2 separate regions of the Homo sapiens genome follow, and region 2 is linked to region 1. The links are chromatin loops, found by intact Hi-C in ENCODE. Cell type or tissue: HCT116. All regions are shown on one strand. Links, peaks and the distances in the headings refer to the core of each region. The heading gives the core; the rest is flanking DNA.

What was found. Hi-C counts contacts between places; a loop is a spot of excess contacts. Peaks named below come from ENCODE experiments on the same cell type or tissue, not always from the same donor. Only the 100,000 strongest peaks of a DNase experiment are listed, where the experiment ranks them.
Region 2: it touches region 1 in a loop (2.4-fold over the local background); 2 of 110 quality-filtered maps call a loop at or near these places.

The regions. Positions count from the first base shown.
Region 1 is chr14:20,931,152-20,936,543 of GRCh38, reverse strand. It overlaps LOC100507513 (a long non-coding RNA gene), which reads left to right. Exons shown (of 4, transcript XR_110261.4): 1 at 1-442. Among named protein-coding and RNA genes, the nearest start is that of RNASE2, 22 kb to the left of the region's middle. In HCT116, for the core only: a CTCF peak has its summit at 2,196 (motif pointing right); a DNase peak (open chromatin) is centred at 2,193; H3K27me3 peaks cover 436 bases.
Region 2 is chr14:20,702,689-20,708,080 of GRCh38, reverse strand. EGILA (EGFR interacting lncRNA) reads left to right here and starts at 1,140. Exons shown (of 4, transcript NR_174964.1): 1 at 1,140-1,334. In HCT116, for the core only: no CTCF peak of the experiment used is centred there; no DNase peak of the experiment used is centred there.

The DNA of each region.
Region 1 (5,392 bases), core at 267-5,266:
AAATACAGAATGTCAGAGCTGAAAGAGATCTTTTGTCTATAATCTTCACTTTAGTGATGAGGAGTAGAAGGATAAGGTGATTTGCCAAGCTCCAGTAGCAAGCTTATGATAGACACTAAACCCCAAGTTTCTGCATATTTGCAGTGATGTCATAGGCACTCTGTGTGATGCTGGTGAATATTTCAGGTGTGAAATAGTAAGCATAAAATTAGCATTACCTGGGAATCTGTTTAAAATCATTGACAGGCCTGAGAGTTTTCCATACGGCCTGCACCCTAACCTCTGGGAAGAAAATATCCACAATGAAATTTCTACAAGATTAGAGGAAGGAGAGAGGCAACGGGGATTCCATTTCTACTAGGAGTATCAACCTCTGAGAGAAAAATATCCATCTCTGTGGATGTCATCTGCTCTGCAGAAAACCCTTTCCTGGAACTCCCAGGTATTTAAAAAAAGAGTCAGATATTAGAGCTAGAGACAGAAGGCTCACACACAGTCACCCAGAATCCCTGAGCACCAAGAATTAGAACATTTCTGGAAGATAGGCTCTATACATGGAAGAGTTGGGAATCTTTATTTTGAGGCAGAGAAATATGTGGGGGAAACATAAACTCTACTCCCTTAAAATTGAAATGCTCTCATTTTTAAAAACAGCGTTTAAACAGACATTTGTATTTAAGGAAGTGAAAATATTTTCTAAGATGCAGGTCATATGAATCTGTCAATTCCCTTCTGAGTTAAGTCACTCTAAAAAGGGGTTGGCAATCATGCCTGCCTCATCTCAAGGCTATGGGTGAGTGGCAGTTGAACTGATAGATGCAAACACCTCAGAGATGAAAGTTTTTAGTTTAACTGGTCTGCTTAGGTAAGGAGCAAGAATCACTTTGGGGTTTGGAAATAACCTTGTACATAGGATAATCCCATAAAGGGTTGAGAGGGTGGTAGCCATCTCCGTTATTGACAAGGAGGTGGAAGAAGGATGTGAGAACACTTGTTGCCATGAGTACACGAAGAATAAGTGTAGAAATGGCAGGAGGGGAGAACTGCGAACACTAAGTGTTGGGCCAAGACTTCTTAGGAACAGGACAAGGGACCATGGCTTGCTCTTTTGACTCTGCTCTTCTTTGAAATGCTTTCACAAGAAACATGAATCTGATATGGACCCTCCTCCTCTTCCTCCTTTTGGACCTAACTGTCTTCACTCCAGCCCTGCCCTTCTTAACACGACATATAGACAACCCCAGGTCGTGGGTCCCTAGAGGACACCACCGATACTGTGATGTGATGATGAGGCGCAGTTGGCTGATCTATAGGGGTAAATGCGAGCAGATCCACACATTCATTCATAGAATCTGACCACCATAGCAGATTTCTGCAGAACTCCACCACTGCCCTGTACCAACAGCCCCTCCATGTGCAGCTGCCGCAACAGTACTCATGATGTCAATGTCACTGACTGCTTTGCCAGCGCAGGGACCCGACCTCTTCACTGCCACTACCAAAAATAAGAAGGAGTCCACCAGGCCCATGCGAGTGGGCTGCAAGAAGGGGGCATCTGTTCACCTGGATGGCTAGGTTCCTCCTGACACCGGCACCTGAATGACTTGCACCCTGCGCCTTCAAATCTTTGCAGCACTGTCAAAGTCTTCTTTGTAAATGCTTCTTCCCTTGCACGTGGACCCCTCATTTTTCCCAGACACATATAGGCTCCCGCGTCTTTCTTACAGCCTGTTCCCCACCAACCCCACGTCCCCTATCCCTGCCACAGTGTCAGGGCTTTTGGTGGAGGATAAGGTGGCAGTGGAGGGTTGGGAGGGAGCCTGAATTACGGAAATAATTCTCTGGAAAAGGCTTGCTCCAACCAAGCTGCTAGACAAACCCCTTCTCCTGGGACTGATCTTCCCACCAGCTGCTCTCATAAAACCTCCTGATGGCTGGCGCTACATGTCCTGGATCATAGGGTCCTTCTGCATTCTGCCAGACGTTCTGTTCCTTTCTCCTCAATGGACTCCTTCGGAGGGTATTAGGGACGATACCCTGGTGGGAAACCGCTTCCTTTAGGGAACCAAATCCCTGTGGCTCCCGGGGTGTCACCAGAAGAAGCCGCTGCTAGAGAAGTGGGAGGAGAAGGGGCAACTCCGCCCCGCCCAGAGCCTCAGTGGTCTGCCAGTTCCCGTGGCCGTTGTATTGGCCGGCAGGGGGCGCCGCGCTGCATGCTTCCTGCAGGCCAAGAGTCCAAAACTTCTTGGTTCCCTTTAAGACAGCGTGAGATGGGCTGCGAGTTTCTTGGTTGCTGACAGGGGTAGAGAATAATAGGTGAATAAACAGAAAATCCAGCCAGCATAAATACAGTCTAAATGTTGAAGAACAGATTTCTGAGTCTACCATAACTTTCTTGCAGTCCGTCACTTTAGTGTTGAACCTGCCACCTTCAGATTCACACTGCAGCACCTCAGGTAAGAAGGAAAGGAAGTGAATATGCACTGAGGACCTACTTGTGTTATGAGCTTTACAGTTCAGCTCACTAGAAAAGAGTTATTCCTTTCTTGGAAGTAAGGGCCTCAGGCCCTAAAGCTCTACAAGGTCCTAGAGCAGGTGGCAATACCAGCCAGGCTGTGTCCTTCCCTTCAGGGTCATGAGGTCCTCTAGGCCCAGGCATGTCCAGAGGTTCTGTCTGAGAGCCAGGGACCAAAGTAAAAAACCTGGGAAGTTTACGTGGTGTTCTGTTTTACTGTGGCTGAGCTTGCACTCAAGCCATGAGATGGAGTCCTTCCAGTCTTCCTTCACCTTTCCATGGGCAGAGGAGCCTCTCCCCACTGCTACCTCCAACACAGGCTCAAGAGGAATACTGCCAGGCTACTGCCAATGTTCCCTTAAGGCCCCGGAGCTCTGCAGTCAGCTTGTGGTGAATGCTGCCTGGCCTGGGACTCACCCTTCAGGGAAGTGGATTCCCCTCTGACCCAGGGCAGGTCCAGAAATGCCAGCCAAGAGCCAAGATCTGGAATTGGGGATCCAAGAGCCGGCTTGGTGCTCTACCCCGCTGTAGCTGAGCTGCTATCTAAGCTGCAAGACAGAGTCCCCTTTACTTTTCCCTCTGCTTTTCTCAAGCAGAAGAATTGTCCCTTCATGACTGCCCCAGCTGTAAGTATGGTGGGTCTCACCTGAAGCCAGCATATCTCAGAGTCTCACCTAAGGCCCATGGAGTGTGCTACTGGGTATTGCTGCTGGTTATTTAGGGCCTGAGGGTTCTTCAGTCAGCAGGTGATGAATCCTGGAAGGACTAGGTCCTTTCCTTCTAGGCAGTGGGTTTTCTTCTGGTGCAGGGTGTGTCTAGAAATGTCCTTCAGGAGCGAGTGCCTGAAATGGTGGCTTCATGACTCTGACTGGTGCCCTATCCTATTGTGGCTGAGCTGATCTTTACGATGTAAGACAAAGTCCTAGTTACTCTTTCCTCTCCTTTCCTCAAGCAGAAGGAAGGAGTCACTTTCATTGCTGTGAGCTGTGCTGCCTGGGGTTGGGGGAGCGGTTGTGCAAGCACTCCCTTAGCTGCCCTGACAAGTGTCACACTAGTGGTGTCTAGGTCCACTGGCTCTGAGCTCAGCACAGCACTGGGACTTGCCTTGTAGTTGTAGTTCTTGTGGCCTAGATTGAGTTTCAAATATATTTAGGACCCCAGAGCACTTTAGCCTACTGTGGCAAAGCTTTCCCAAACTCAGTGTCTGACCGCTGGGATAGGCAATTCCCCTTTGGCTAAGGTGGTCTAAATGCTCCTTCTGTGGATGGGCTGTGACAGGGCAGCACTGAGTTCAATGCAGATTTCCACAATTGCTAAACTCTCCCTCCCCCATGCACTCAGATTCTGTCTCAGCTCCATGTGGTGGCTGTTGGGAGATGGGGGAGTGGTGGCCTCAGTGATTCAAAATTGTCTTTCCTAACCTCTTCAGTGCCTCTTTCAGTGATATGAAGTTAAAATAGGTACTATGATTGTTGACTTGATTTTCATTTCCTATGTAGGTGCTTTTTTGTGTGTAGATAGTTGTTGTTAAATGTGGTGTTTCTGCTGGTATGTGTGGGGGTGCAATCAATGGACACTTCTATTGGGCCATCCAGCTCAATCCCTTCTTCTTGATTCTTTGGCTATCTGAGGAGTTAAATATATCCCCATTCATTAACCTAAAACAGTTTCTTAAGCATTTGTTCAGTGTCTTCTGAACCCAAGGGTTATAGCAATAAGACCAAGTCAATTCATACCCCATGATGAGCTTCAGCTAAGCCCTGCACAAATTCTCCCTACATATAAGTGAAGTGTTGCTATAGCCTGACAGGTCAGTTGTGTACACTTGGATATCAATAGGGTCAACTGAATAGAAGCCTCATATCAAGACATAAATGCTGGATAATAGGTGTATGTAGCTAGAATCATCTGGGTAATAATGCAAATGGTATCATCGCTTCCTGTGCTTTGGAATTTCCCCACACTGAGATTACTTCCGATGTACATGAAGGCTTCTGAAGCCAGAGTTTGGTAAAAAATGGATCTCAAAGTTGGGCTGGAGACAGGTTGTTTCAGAACCACTTGAGGAAATGCTTGAAAATGCAGAATCCTGAGCTCCATGTGCAGACGTTCTGTATGAGTATATCCGGAATGGAGCCCACGGATCCATAGTGCAAAACTTCCCCCAGGTGATCCAAATGGAAACTACACTAAAGTTTGAAGTTTTTTCAGGTGTGGCACTTACAGGCTGGCAGAAAACACTATCAATGAATTTGTGTATAATATTTGATTATATAGTTTATTATTATCGAAAATTGGTCATTAGTCATTAGGGATTGATTATGAGTATCCCAGTGATACAAAATTGATGACCTATGTGCTAGTTTCTATATGTCACTGCTTACCCATAGCTTCCTTTTAAGATTTAAAGAATTTTGTCCTCTTGCTTTTCTGTTTGGCTAGAGGCAGTTGGGGGCATGAGGAAAAATCCTTCCTGTTCCAGAAATACTGAGGAGTGAACTGTTACATTCATACTTACTGAGTATCCTGTCCCTTTAGTTTTTTCACAAGTCAGCTAACCCAGACAGTCTGAGGAACACTAATTCATAAGAATACTTAAAATAACCCCTCAGGCTTTTTTTTGCTAGTCTTTTGTCCTACCAAATGCAAAGACAGTTTTGAAGGTCAGGCCAAAATAGCTTCCTCACTAAAAATACAATTAGATATTACTATGGAGTCTTACAGGAATAATGATCAAGCAGATGAAACTATGAAAAGTTTTGTACATGATGTAATTATATTTCGTTTATTCAATTAATCAAGTATTCAGAATATTCCCATATAAGCAATCAAGTAACTCACATACATAAACCAAGTGAACCACATATATGCCTCTTT
Region 2 (5,392 bases), core at 95-5,094, 230 kb after region 1:
CCAGACCTCCAGGTGATCCGTTACTGAAGATAGCCATCAGAGTAAGACATGCAAACCTGCACCCTGCACCACTCCTGCTCATAGTTTCCATGCCTCCTACTTCTTAAAATCCCTTTAGCTAGCCTAAAATTTTGAAATAGTCTTTGAGGCGCTAGTCCACCATCTCCTCAGGTTGCTAGCTCTTGAATAAACCTGCTTTTCCTGCACCAACTCTTGTCTTGCAAGTCTTGCTTTTGAGCAGTGAGCAGTGATCAGCTGACCCTTAGTTTGGTTACACTATCACTCAGGAAATTCCAAGCATTTTAGAAGGTCTGTGGCAGGAACCAGGAACTAAGTTCAAATTTATTTTTTATTATACCACAGGTCCCAACTCCCATGACTACCTGGATGGTGACAAAGACGAATTATCTCTTCATCCTTCTTTCTCACTCTAAATATACACAGACATGCTATTAGGAGGGAAAACTTTCCCTCTACCAACTTTGGTTCAGTGGGTGGGAGCCTGTGAATTAACTATAGACAGGTTAGCAGGGGGAAAGAAAACAAGTTGTATTCATAACTTGTGGAAGCATTCAGATGAAGAGGCTTGATGAAGAGCTAGAGACAGAAGTTTAGTTATCAACTCATAGGGGAAAAGAAGGAGGGAGAAATGACTTCTATAGGAAAACAAATGACTTTTGGGAAAGACAAATAGAAGCTTTGGATAAAGTTTTACACAATTTTCTTGGAATATCTCCTGTCTGGGTGAAGTAATCCTCACACGGTTAACAAGAATCCTGGACAAAAATATAATTATGAGTAAGTGTTAATCAGGCTACACTTTGACCCACTTCCTTGTAACCAAAACTCACGAACACTAGCTACTGATAATTTGCATTCTCATTGTTCCCATAGATAAGATCTTTGACATTAGAATCATAAGGCTTTTGTTTAAGAATTGTTTATGCAGATCCTGAATTCCGGCAGAACAGCTGACACCACCAACTTTAAAGAGCCCAACTGATGAACTGATCAGCATGAGAATACTGTTTTTTCATCTCTCTGTCCCATGACTTCACTCTGCATTCTTCAACCAATTAGTGATCTCTTATTTCCACCTACTCCAAATCCTTAAAAACAACAGCCTCAAACTCTTTGAGGAAATGGATTTGAGGTTTCCTTCCATCTTTTGGTTCAGCAGCCCTGCAATTAAACCTCTTTCTCTGCTGCAACCCAGTGTCTTGGCATATTGACATGCTGTGCACATCAGGCAAAAGACCTATTACCATTACATGAGGACCCCTCCGGAGGGAGATAATGGTGGGGGCATTTCTGGGAGGCTCTGCTTTAGTCAGGTGAGAGAAGTTCAGGTAAGATTTCTTTCTGTATCTGCTGTAATTCAAATGTTTTCAGTTTTGTCAGTTTTGCCCTTAAACATGTGCACACACACACACACACACACACACACACACACTCACACTTCCCTTCTTAAGCAGCTAGCATCTTCATATATCTCTGCTCCTGTCATGTGCGTCCATGTGAAGAGACCACCAAACAGGCTTTGTGTGAGCTATAAAGCTTTTTAATCACCTGGGTGCAGGCAGACTGAGTCCGAAAAAGGAGTCAGCAAAGGGAGATGGGGTGGGGCAGTTTTATAAGATTTGGGTAGGTAGTGGAAAATTACAGTCAAAGTGGGTTATTCTCTTGCAGGCAGGGGCAGGGGTTACAAGGTGCTCAGTGGGGAGGTTCTGAGACTCATTGTCTAGGAGAAGGAATGTCACAAGGTTAATTGATCAGTTAAGGTGGGGCAGGAACAAATCACAATGGTGGAATGTCATCAGTTAAGGCAGGAACTGGCTATTTTCACTTCTTTTGTGGTTCTTCAGTTGCTTCAGGCCATCTGGATGTATACTTGCAGGCTTGGGCTCAGAGGTCTGACATTTCCTGTCTTCTTATATTAATAAGAAAAACAAAACAAAATAGTGGTGAGGTGTTGGAGCGGCAAAAATTTTGGGGGGTGGTATGGAGAGATAATGGGCAATGTTTCTCAGGGCTGCTTCAAGTGGGATTAGGGGCAGCATGGGAACCTAGGGTGGGAGAGATTAAACTGAAGAAAGATTTGGGCATCAAGGGTGATATTGTGGGGTTGTTAGAAGGAGCATTTGTCATACAGAATGATTGATGATGGCCTGAATGCAGTTTTGTATGAATTGAGAAACTGATCAGAAGACACAAGGTCTAAATAAGAGAAGGAGAAAAGCATGTATTAAAGGACTAAAAATTGGGAGGGCTCAGGACATCCAATTAGAGAGTGCCTAAGGGGGTTCAGCATAATTATTTGCTTGGTTGGTGAGTTTTTGGGCGCTATCCTTGAGTTTTTTTTATGTTGTCATATACTAGGCCAGAGTGATTTTGGTAGAAACAACACTCTTCATTTAAAAATATACAGAGTCCCCCTTTTTCAGCAGTGAGTAAGTCAAGGGCATATTCCTGTCTTCTTATATTAATAATAAGAAAAACAAAACAAAATAGTAGTGAAGTGTTGGTGTCATGAGGGGAACAGGAAGCTCTTGGGTCCCATTTGCAAGTTGATTTTTGGGGGTAAGGAAAACTAGTGTGCATGTGCCTGTCTAATTAACAGGTAGACACATGTAGGGGAGGAGCCACAGGGGAAGAAGAGACCTTGTGTAAGGCGAAACTGGAAATGTAAAGTGAAAAGATGAGAAAGAGAAAAACTGGCCATGAGGGACAGAAGTTGAAACGCCAGCTGCTTGTTTAGCTACCTTATTAGCATAAGCATTGCCCTGAGTGATGGGATCTGATGCCTTTTGTTGGCCTTTACAGTGAATGGCCTCAGTTTTCTTGGAAGTAGAGCAGCTTTAAGAAGAGGTTTTATTAAGGAGGCATTAATGATGGAGGACCCTTGTGTAGTGAGGAAACTTCTTTCTGCCCATATAACAGCATGGTGGTGAAGGATGTGGAAGGCATACCTGGAATTGGTATAGATATTGACACGTAGTTCCTTTGCAAGAATGAGGGCTCGAGTTAAGGCAATGATTTCAGCTTGTTGAGAGGTAGCAGAAGGGGGCAGGCCTGTAGCCTCAATGATAGATGTGGAAGATACTATAGCATAGCCTGCCTTTGCCAGTGATTGGCGATTGGACCTGGAAGAACTACCATCAATAAACCAAGTGTGGTCTGGGTAGGGAACAGGAAAGAGGAAAATATGGGGAAAAGGGGAGAATGCCACGTGGATTAGAGGGATACAGTCATGGGGCTCAGATGCAGTATCAGGAATAAGATGAGAGGCTGGATTGAAGTCTGGACTAGGAACAATGGTAATTGTGGGAGACTCAACAAATAGTGAGTACAGTTGAAGGAGCTGGGGCACAGAAAGTATACGTGTCAAGCGTGAGGAGGAGAATAGATTTGGAAAGTTACAGGAACAGTAGAGAGTAAGTGGAGCATAGCTTGTAATTTTGAGGGCTTCCAGAAGTATTAAAGCTGTGGCTGCTGCTGCATGCACACATGAGGGCCACCCCAGAATTGGGAGGTCAAGTTGTTTTGATAGAAAGGCAGCAGGTCACGGGCCTGGCTCCTGTGTGAGGACTCTGGCAGCACAGCCTTGTATTTCAGCTGTGTGTAAGGAAAAAGAATGGGACGAGTCGGGGAGTGCTAGTGTGGAAGCGGTCTCCAGGGCGTTTTTGAGAGAGTGAAAAGAAGAATGGGGAAAAGACTTAGGGTCCATGGGATCAGTTAAGTTGCCCTTTCTGAGCTTGTAAAGTGGTTTCGTCAGGATAGCGACGCCTGATATCCAGAATCGGAAATATCCAACAGTGCCTAAGAAGGAAAGGAGTTGTTGTTTGGTGGTGGGGACTGGGGTTTGAGAGATCAGCTGGACACAATCAGCAAGGAGAGCACGTGTGTTTTCATGAAGAATTATGCTGAGATAGGTAACAGATGAGGAAGAAATTTGGGCTTTGGAGGGGGATACATGATATCCTTTTGAGAACAGATATTGGAGGAACAGGAGGGTGTCCCGTTGAGAAGATTTGTAGGAGGGGCTATAAAGTAGAAGGTCATCAAAATATTGAATAAGGTGAGAAGCAGATGGACAGAAAGAAAGTAGATCATGAGAAAGGGCTTGACTGAAGTAATGGGGGCTGTCCCTGAAGCCTTGTGGCAGTACAGCCCAGGTAAGTTGCTGAGGCTGATGGGTGTCAGGATCAGTCCAGGTAAAAGCAAAGAGAGGCTGGGATGACAGGTGCAGGGGAATAGTGAAAAAAGCATCTTTAAGATCAAGAACAGAATAGTGAGCTGTGGAGGAATTTATTGAGGACAAAAGGGTGTACGGGTTGGGCACCACAGAGTGGATAGGCAAAACAATTTGGTTGATAAGGTGCAGATCCTGAACTAACCTGTAAGGCTTGTCCAGTTTTTGGACAAGTAAAATGGGAGAATTGTAAGGAGAGCTTGTAGGCTTTAAAAGGCCATGCTGTAACAGGCAAGTGATAACAGGCTTTAGTCCCCTCAAAGCCTGTTGTGGGATGGCATACTGGCATTGAGAGGAGTAAGGGTGATTAGGTTTTAAAGGGATGGTAAGGGGTGCATGATCGGTCACCAAGGAAGGAGCACAGGTATCCTATACTTGTGGATTAAGGTAGGGAGACAGAAGAGGAGTATGTGAACTGGGGAAAAGGGTGGGAATAGGTGTGACTGTAGCCCAGGAATAGTCAGGGAAGCAGATAATTTAGTTAAAATGTCTCAACCTAATAAGGGAGGTGGGCAGGTGGGGATAACTAAAAAGGAGTGCATAAAAAATGTTGTCCAAGTTGGCACCAGAGTTGGGGAGTTTTAAAAGCCTGGCCATCAATATGCACAACAGTTATGGAGGCAAGAGAAACAGGCCCTTGAAAAGAAGGTAATGTGGAGTGGGTGGCCTCCATATTGATCAAGAAGGGGATGGACTTACCCTCCACTGTAAGAGTTACCGAAAGCATCTGTGATGGTCCAGGAGGCTTCTGAGATAATTGAGCCACGTCAGTCTTCAGCCACTAAGCCAAGAAGATCTGGGAAGGAGTCAGTCAGAGAGCCTTGGGCCAGAATTCCAGGGGCTCTGGGAGTGGCTGCTGGGCGAGTTGGACAGTCCGGTTTCCAGTGGGGTCCCGCACAGATGGGACATGGCTTAGGAGGAATCCCGGGCTGCAGGCATTCCTTGGCCCAGTGGCCAGATTTCTAGCACTTGAAGCAAGATCCTGGGGGAGGAGGTCCTGGAGGAACACCTGGCCACTGCAGTTCAGGCATTTTGAAGTTCTTGTGTGCTGGAGATGTGGCTGGGGCTTCTCTCATAGTGGAGGCAAGTAATTGCAACTCAGAAATATGTTGCCACTTGGCTGCCTCTTCTCTATTATTG